Linked DNA regions of Homo sapiens: region 1 is linked to region 2. Evidence: read pairs that join two places in POLR2A ChIA-PET (ENCODE). Cell type or tissue: endothelial cell of umbilical vein. All regions are shown on one strand. Each heading gives the region's core, and the rest is flanking DNA. Links, peaks and the distances in the headings are about the cores only.

Evidence for each region. ChIA-PET counts read pairs that join two places held together with the same protein. Peaks named below come from ENCODE experiments on the same cell type or tissue, not always from the same donor. Only the 100,000 strongest peaks of a DNase experiment are listed, where the experiment ranks them.
Region 1: POLR2A ChIA-PET joins it to region 2 with 7 read pairs; 3 of 35 experiments call an interaction of 5 or more read pairs at or near these places.

Annotation. Positions count from the first base shown.
Region 1 is chr12:112,216,541-112,220,932 of GRCh38, reverse strand. It overlaps HECTD4 (HECT domain E3 ubiquitin protein ligase 4), which reads left to right. Exons shown (of 76, transcript NM_001388303.1): 45 at 1,444-1,547; 46 at 3,738-3,899; 47 at 4,012-4,160. Among named protein-coding and RNA genes, the nearest start is that of MIR6861, 55 kb to the right of the region's middle. In endothelial cell of umbilical vein, for the core only: no CTCF peak of the experiment used is centred there; no DNase peak of the experiment used is centred there.
Region 2 is chr12:112,094,871-112,099,262 of GRCh38, reverse strand. All of the region lies in intron 1 of NAA25 (N-alpha-acetyltransferase 25, NatB auxiliary subunit), which reads left to right. Among named protein-coding and RNA genes, the nearest start is that of NAA25, 12 kb to the left of the region's middle. In endothelial cell of umbilical vein, for the core only: no CTCF peak of the experiment used is centred there; a DNase peak (open chromatin) is centred at 2,462.

The DNA of each region.
Region 1 (4,392 bases), core at 94-4,093, 120 kb before region 2:
ATGTCTCCCAGGCTGGTCTCAAACTCCTGGGCTTAAGCAGTCCTCCTGCCTCAGCCTCCCGAAGTGCTGGAATTACAGGCATGCACCACCATGCAGGGCCAGGGCAGGTGCTTCTTATCTCTTGTTTATTTATTTAGAGACAGAGTCTCACTCTGTCACCCAGGCTGGAATGCAGTGGCATGATGTCAGCTCACTGCAACCTCTGCCTCCTGGGTTCAAGCGATTATCATGCCTCACCCTCCCGAGTAGCTGGGATTACAAGCATGTGCCACCATGCCTGGCTAATTTTTGTATTTTTTGTAGACATGGTGGTTTGCTGTGTTGGCCAGGCTGGTTTTGAACTTCTGGCCTCAAGTGATCCGTCTGCCTCAGCCTCCCAAAGTGCTGGGATTACAGGCATGAGCCACCGCACCTGGCTTTCTTAAGATCTAACTTAATGATGTTTTCATTAAGCCTTTCTGGATGCTCGAATGAAGTCACTGCTCATTCACCTGTGCCTCTGCTTGTACCTTATATTACATAATCACATACTGCAGCCCAGCACTGTGCTCTTTACTGTGTGTGTGTGCCTGTGTGTGGTCTGCGTGTGTGCGCATCTTATTTTCCCTCCATAGTAGGGGCTTTGGCTCATATATCTTTGTGTTCTCCAACACTTCGCAGTGTGCCTTGCTCATAGCAGGTGCTCCATAGATATTAGATTTTTAAAAATTAATTTAGGTGATAAGAATAATAGTCTTCATTTATTAGATGATGAGAATAACAACACATTTATTGAATGCCTGTGCTAGGGACTTAGCCAAGGGCTTTACTTAAGTTATTTCATCACATCTTCACAACAGCCCTGTGAGACACAGGTGCTGTTGTTACCCAGTATTGCAAGTGAGATGATAAATACTGAGTACTGGGGCCAGGTTCTGAATCCAGGAGTTGGACTGCACCAGAGGCTAAGCACTTGCCCTCATTGTTGTGATGCTGGGCTACGTTATGGAAGACAAAGATGTCTCGGGGTATTTGTTGTTTTATAAGAATTTCAGGCTGGGCGCGGTGGCTCAAGCCTGTAATCCCAGCACTTTGGGAGGCTGAGGCAGGCGGATCACCTGAGGTCAGGAGTTCGAGACCAGCCTGGCCAACATGGTGAAACCCTGTCTCTACTAAAAATACAAAAATTAACCGGGCGCGGTGGCATGTGCCTGTAATCCCAGCTACTTGGGAGGCTAAGGCAGGAGAATCTCTTGAACCCAGGAGGCAGAGGTTGCAGTAAGCCAGGACCGCGCCACTGCACTCCAGCCTGGGCAATAGAACGAAACTCTGTCTCAAAAAAAAAAAAAAATTCAATGAGCTCTATAAGTGCATTTTATTGTTTTGATGCTGCTCCAAAAGAGTCAGCACCCACTTGGGAGTTGCGGGAGTTGTTTTCACAGATTCAACATGTGCCCTCTACAGGAGAGCGACTTGCAGTTGTGGAGGTACAGTGTGAACGGCTGAGGATGCTCTACCGGGACTGTGCTCGGCCCCCACCACCTCCTTTGCAGGCTGACCGAAGACAGGTGAGCCCTCTGCGGTGCTTCGCGCCTCCTGCAGCCTCCACACACATCACTGAGTAAGGCCAGCAGCAAGTTAAGGACATTTAGAATAAGTGTTTGCAAAGCCGTTTGGAGGTGCATTCTTTTGCAGTGACATGCCCTCTTTGCGGTGCCATGCTCTCATCTTTGAATGTCAGAGCAAATTGAGCTGACATTCTGAATATTGGAAAATTATAGCAGGGGAGCGAAACTTCATAATTTATAAATAGCTTCTTTGTGCTGTCAATAACAAAAAGAAAGCTTTTTTTTTTTAAGTTTAGAGATACAGTCAGTTTCATAACAGAGAACATAAGTGAGTAATTAAAAAACAAAAGTGGGCTGGGCATGGTGGCTCACGCCTGTAATCCCAACATTTTGAGAGGCCATGCTGGGCAGATCACATGAGGCCGGAAGTTTGAGACCAGCCTGGCCAACATGTTGAAACCCATCTCTACTAAAAATACTAAAATTAGCTGGGCATGGTGGTGCACATCAGTAATCCCAGCTACTTGGGAGGCTGAGGCAGGAGAATCGCTTCAACCTGGGAGGTAGAGGTTGCAGTAAGCTGAGATTGTGCCACTGCACTCCAGCCTGGGTGACAGAGCAAGACTCTGTCCAAAAAAAAAAGAGGGGCAAAATGTTAAAAATTGGTACATCTATTAATGTTCTTAGCAGCATTATTCACAACAGCCAAAAAGTGGAAACTGCAAATATACATCAACTGATGAATAAATAAAATATGCAATAGCCATGTAATGGAATATCATTTGTTCATAAAAAGGAATGAGGTATTGATATATGCTACAACATGAATGAACTTGAAATTACAGTAAGTGAAAGAAGCCAGACACAAAAGACCACATCTTATATAAATTCCATTTATATGAAATGTCTAGTGCAGGTAAATCCATAGACATAGAAAATAGATTAGTGATTGCCAGGAGCTGTGGGGGCAAAGGAGAGTTAAGGGAAGAGAGGAACGGCGATTGACTACTAAAGGGTATGGAATTTCCTTCAGTAGGGACAAAAATGTTCTAAAATTAGATCACGATAATGGTTGCACAACTCTGTGAATATATTAAAAACCATTGACTTACCCCATAAATATATACACCTACCATGTACCCATAAATATTAAAAATCAAAACAAAACATTGACTTATACACTTCAAATGGGTGAATTGTGTGTTATATGAATTTTTTTTTTTTTTTTGAAATGGAGTCTCACTCTGTCACCCAGGCTGGAGTGCAGTGGCCTGATCTTAGCTCACTGCAACCTCCACCTCCCGGGTTCAACTGATTCTCCTACCTCAGCCTCCTGAGTAGCTGGGATTCTGCAGCCTGGATGACAGAATGAGACTGTCTCAAAAAATAAAAAAATAATAATAAATTTTTTAAAAGTTGCTTTTATCTGATAGAGAAGCTTGAGATTTTTATGATTAGAATGATTAAAAATAAAACTGAGAAAGCAAGACAACTAACCTTTAAAAAAAGAAAAAGGAAGTGTCACCATGGTTCCCCTGCTTAGCCTTGAGCTGAATATTAAGTCATGCATTTATAAATTGTACTAAAATTTGTTCAGTAACTACATGGGGGCTATAAGAGGATGGGGACCAGACCTTGGAATTGATGATAATGGAAGATAAATAGTGTCTTAAAGGGATAGTAAAAATTTTATTTGGAAAAAAGATACACTTTTTAAAAAATATATGTGCCTGGCTGGGCATGGCGGCTCACGCCTATAATCCTAGCACTTTGGAAGGCCAAGACAGACAGATAGCTTGAGCCCAGGAGTTTGAGATCAGCCTGGGCAATATAGCAAGATCTCATCTTTACAAAAAATACAAAAATTAGCTGGGTGTGGTGATGCACACCTGTAGTCCCAGCTACTGGGGAGGCTGAAGCAAGAGGACCACTTGAGCCCAGGAGCTTGAGGCTGCAGCGAGCTATGATTGCACCACTGCACTCCAGTCTGGGTGATAGGAGTGAGACTCTGTCTCTAAATAAATAAATTGTGTGTGTGTGTGTGTGTGTATGTGTGTGTGTGTGTGTATGTGTGTGTGTGTGTGTATGCCTATATTTTAATACCATCAGATAAAATTTTTTTCTTCTTTGAGAGAGTAAAGGGATTGTGTTTGCAGTTCTACTGAATATGGGTTTTTCTCCCTGATGCAGCCCAAAGAGATTACTTGGAGCCCCTCGCGAGTGTTTCCGCCTGTTCGAGCCTGCATGTTCTCATCTCACCTTACCTCAGTCACCTTCCTGGCTGACCCCAGCGCTGGGGGAGGCCTGCCCCGGGGCACTTTTATCTATGCCACTTCACCACTGCCAGTTCAGGTGAGACATCACATGACACACTGTCTTTTGCATCTTCAGATTTGAAAGAAAAAGCAGGTCTCAGGCCCAGGATTAGCCCTCTGATTGCTGCTCTCTTCTGGCATCTCTTCAGGCCCCGTCTTTTTACTGGGAAATTGAAATCGTTTCCTATGGAGACACCGATGATGACACCGGACCCATAGTTTCCTTTGGCTTCACTACAGAAGCAGAGAAGCGAGATGGGGCTTGGACTAATCCAGTGGGCACTTGTCTTTTCCATAAGTAAGTAAAAGAAGTAGCTCAGTGTGACAGAGAGCAGTAGCCTCCCACAAGGTGTGTATAGGTGTTCAGGAAGTCAAAATAGAGTTCTGTCTTCAAGTGAGTTTGGGGAAAGGAGAGCATTATTTTTCCTTTCTGGAGATTTCCAGTGCACATTAGTAAGATTCCTTCCTAGTTGACCTGTAATTTTTTAAAAATCTGTTTATTTTGCAAATTCTATAACCCTTTATTCTAG
Region 2 (4,392 bases), core at 72-4,071:
TAATCCCAGCACTTTGGGAGACCGAGGCAGACGGATCACGAGGTCAAGAGATTGAGACCATCCTGGCCAACATGGTGAAACCCCGTCTCTACTAAAAGTACAAAAAAAATTAGCTGGGTGTGGTGGTGCGCACCTGTAGTCCCAGCTACTCAGGAGGCTGAGGCAGGAGAATTGCTTTAATCTAGGAGGTGGAGGTTGCAGTGAATCGAGATCATGCCACTGCACTCCAGCCTGGCGACAGAGTGAGACTCTGTCTCCAAAAAAAAAAAAAGATACTAGCAATTTTTAGAGAAATAGTAGGCTAGCACCAAACTGACACTTTCTCCTTAATGTAAAGGAAGTATTAGAAAAGAGATTAGGGCCAGGCGTGGTGGCTCACGCCTGTAATCTTAGCACAATCCCAGTTGAACCTTGGAGGCGGAGGTTGCAGTGAGCTGGGATCGCGCAACTGCACTCTAGCCTGGGCAACAGAGCGAGTCTCAAAAAAAAGAAAGAAAGAGATTGACTTTTTCACTGTGAGTATTATCTAGGGCTGTCTGCAAGGACTAAAAACATTTCATTTGGAATGGCACTCACCCGTGCTTTGGAAAATACTGCTTTAACCAATACATCTTATTGTTTCCATTGCCTGATCTGTGGATGGCTGATTTTGGCTGACTCCTGTTATTAAGGGAACAGCACCATTCCTCATGGCCAAACTACAATTCCCCTTGAGTAGCTTTTTAAAAAGACTTACTAAGAAGACAGATTTAGGATATCGTTTTTATTGGCTTGTTTTCTCCAAGGACTACTTAACTTATATTACAGATTTAGTAATGTAAAATGAAAATAAACTTTCCCAAGAGACTTAGCAGCTAATTAATCACACTCTCCTAGGTCCAGGAAATGGGAGCCTGATACCTGGCTGAATGTGGTAAAGTGTTTTAAACTCTTTCAGGTGAAGAAACAATCTCTTTGATACCAGCGCAAGTAAAGACGGTTACTGTAAATCCTTGTGGGAGCCAAGGCAAGAGTGTAGTGCCCCAGGACCTGATGGAAATGAGAAAGTTGTCAGGACCTGAAGCTTCTTTTTCAGTTGCTCATCTCTGCTTTTCTCTGTGTCTATTCATTTCTCTGCTTGGTTTTTTTTTTTTTTTTTTTTTTGAGATGGAGTCTTGCTCTGTTGCCAGGCTGGAGTGCAGTGGCACAATCTCAGCTCATTGCAACCTCCGCCTCCCGGGTTCAAGTGATTCTTAGGCCTCAGCCTCCCAAGTAGCTGGGATTACAGGCGTGCGCCACCAAGCCCAGCTAATTTTTGTACTTTTTTTGGTAGAGACGGGGTTTCACCGTGTTGGCCAGGCTGGTCTTGAACTCCTGACCTCAAGGGATCTGTCTGCCTCTGCCTCCCAAAGTGCTGGAATTACAGGCATGAGCCGCCGGGTCTGCTCGGTTCTTCATAATGTTTTTTCCTGCTTACTCATCAACTTACCCAGAACCCAACATGTTGACTTTTGTAGCCACACCAAGCTGTGGCTGGAGAAGGGAGGGTTCATTAGCCTCACCCGTAAGCTTAATTTCTCTAGATTTTCCAATAAAGGTAATTGACATTTTTCATTTTTATATAAATGCTGTGTGAATAAAGAGTCAAGAGACAACTCTTTTTTTTTTTTTTTTTTTGAGACGGAGTCTCGCTCTGTCTCCCAGGCTGGAGTGCAGTGGCGCAATCTTGGCTTACTGAAACCTCCGCCTCCAGGGTTCACGCCATTCTCCTACCTCAGCCTCCCGAGTAGCTGGGACTACAGGCGCCCGCCACCACGCCCGGCTAATTTTTTGTATTTTTAGTAGAGATGGGCTTTCACCGTGTTAGCCAGGATGGTCTCGATCTCCTGACCTCATGATCCACCCGCCTCAGCTTCCCAAAGTGCTGGGATTACAGCCGTGAGCCACCACGCCTGGCCGAGACAACTCTTTTTCTTTGCTGCACATCAATCAACTTGCATCCCCGAAAGTGCCTTCAAAATAGAAATTCTGGAGCTGCCACTGGTAAACTCAGACTTAAAATTTTTAAGATTTTCCACCTGAGGTTCCTTGTAACTTACTGACTCTGGCTTTCAGTTTTATAGTTAGAGAGTACCAGGAAGAAACCTGATTTACCCAGCTTGGATCAAATGTCCAACCTGGGGTGGGCTGCAGTTACATGGTCTAGACATGGTCATCTAGTCCTACCCCTTCAGCAGGGGCACTGGAAACCATTTCCAGACAAGAGGGCATGGGCAAGTAGGTACATTATATCAGAACCTCGTCAACTACAGAGGGGAAGGGAAAAATACCCTTATAGTCCTAACCTCTGGTCTGATCCATTTATGGGCAGACCTTCAGAGATGGGTCTCATCAAAGATGTTTACCCTTTGAGAAGGCTTCAAGATAGGTTCTATGAACCTGGAACCTTGCAGGACCACTGAGTCAGCAATGACTTAGAACTGACTCAGAATGAGATCAGCATCAAGTTATGAGGAAGAGAGGGTGTCGTTTATTGAGCTGGTTTATCTTTGTCAGATAGTTTATAAGGACAAATGATGGCCTGTCAGTTCAGCTAAGGATTTAAGAAAACTGGTATTAGATGTTTAGGTATTTAGGCCAAGATTATGTGCTTTTAGATATCTGTGATTCTCCAATGCCTCTCCAGAATATTAGGTCTTTGGCCTTCCTCTCTAAATTGTGATTTCCTACAGAGTAAGGCTTCTTATCTTTTTACCTAGCATTATTGGTGCTCATCAATATTAAGTGCATTAAGTGCATTGAACTCATGCATTCATGAGACTAAGTTTTAGTTAAGTGTTAATTGCAGAAAAATTTAGTATAGTAAAATGAAAGTTTATTTCTGTTCTGTGGGACACTCTGAGCCACCAGGGTCATAGATTATTTTAAGTTGTCTGTGCCTTTGCTGATAGGGAACTTTGATGAGCAAAGAGGAACCTGGTAGTGGTAGAGGATTGTGAACTGGCCTGTGTTCAGTCATCATTGTATATTTAGAATTGACAGCTACTGTACTGTTTTCCCATTTATAACACTTCTCATTTTTCTTCTCTAGAAATGAATCTTTGCTTTTGTTAGACTTTTTAAAAGAATTAATAGACTGTTTTTAGAGCATAAAACTGCTTTATGGTTTACAGAAAAATGAGTAGAAAGTACAGAGTTCCCAAATACTCCCTCTCCCCATCCCCATGGTTTCCCTTATTATTAACAACTTGGATTCATATACGTTTGTTACCATTGCTGAGCCAACATGATACATAATTGTTAATTAAAATCCGTAAATAGTTTAGGCTTCATTCTTTGTGTTGTGTATTCTCTGGGTTTGACAAATGTATGAAGACCTATATCCACCATTACAGTATTATATAGAATGTTTCAGTGCCCTAAAAATCCCCTGTGCTCCACCTATCCATCCCAACCTCCATCCTCTGTCAACCACTGATGATTTTACTATCTGTATAGTTTTTCACCTTTTCCAGAATGCCATGTAGGAGTTATATAGTATATAGCCTTTTCAGATTGGGTTTTTTTCCCTTAGCAATATGAATATAAGGCTTCCTCCATGTCTTTTTTTTTCTTTCTCTCTGTCTTTTGTGCTTGATAGTTCATTTCTTGTTTTTTTTTTTTTGTTTGTTTGTTTTTGTTTTTTTTTTGAGACAAGGTCTTGCTCTGCCACCCAGGCTGGAGTGCAGTAGTGCAATCATAGCTCACTGCAGCCTCTACCTCCCAAGCTCAAGCAGACCTCCCAAGTAGCTGGGACTATAGGCATGCGCCACCGTACCTGACAAATTTTTTTAATTCTTTTTTTTTTTAGACGGAGTCTCACTCTGTCACTCAGGCTGGAGTGCAGTGGCGCGATCTCAGCTCACTGCAAGCCCCACCTCCTGGGTTCACGCCATTCTCCTGCCTCAGCCTCACGAGTAGCTGGGACTACAGGCACCCGCCACCATGCCCGGCTAATTTTTTGTATTTTTAGTAGAGATGGGGTTTCACCGTGTTAGCCAGGATGGTCTCAATCTCCTGACCTCGTGATCCGCCCGCCTCGGCCTCCCAAAGTGCTGGGATTACAGGTGTGAACCACCGCGCCTGGCCAAATTTTTAAATTTTTTCTAGAGATGGTGTCTTGCTGTGTTGCCTGGGCTGGTCTTGTACTTCTGGCCTCAAGTTATCCTCCCGCTTCAGCCTTCCTAAGTGCTGGGATTGCAGGCATGAGCCACCACACTCAGCCTAACACAATTTTATGGTGGGTCTCCATATTCCTTAAAACTTGAAATGTATCAGCTGGGCATGGTGGCACACTCCTTTCACACATGTACTCCCTTCACTTTGGGAGGCTGAGGCGGGCAGATCACTTGAGGTCAGGAGTTCGAGACTAGC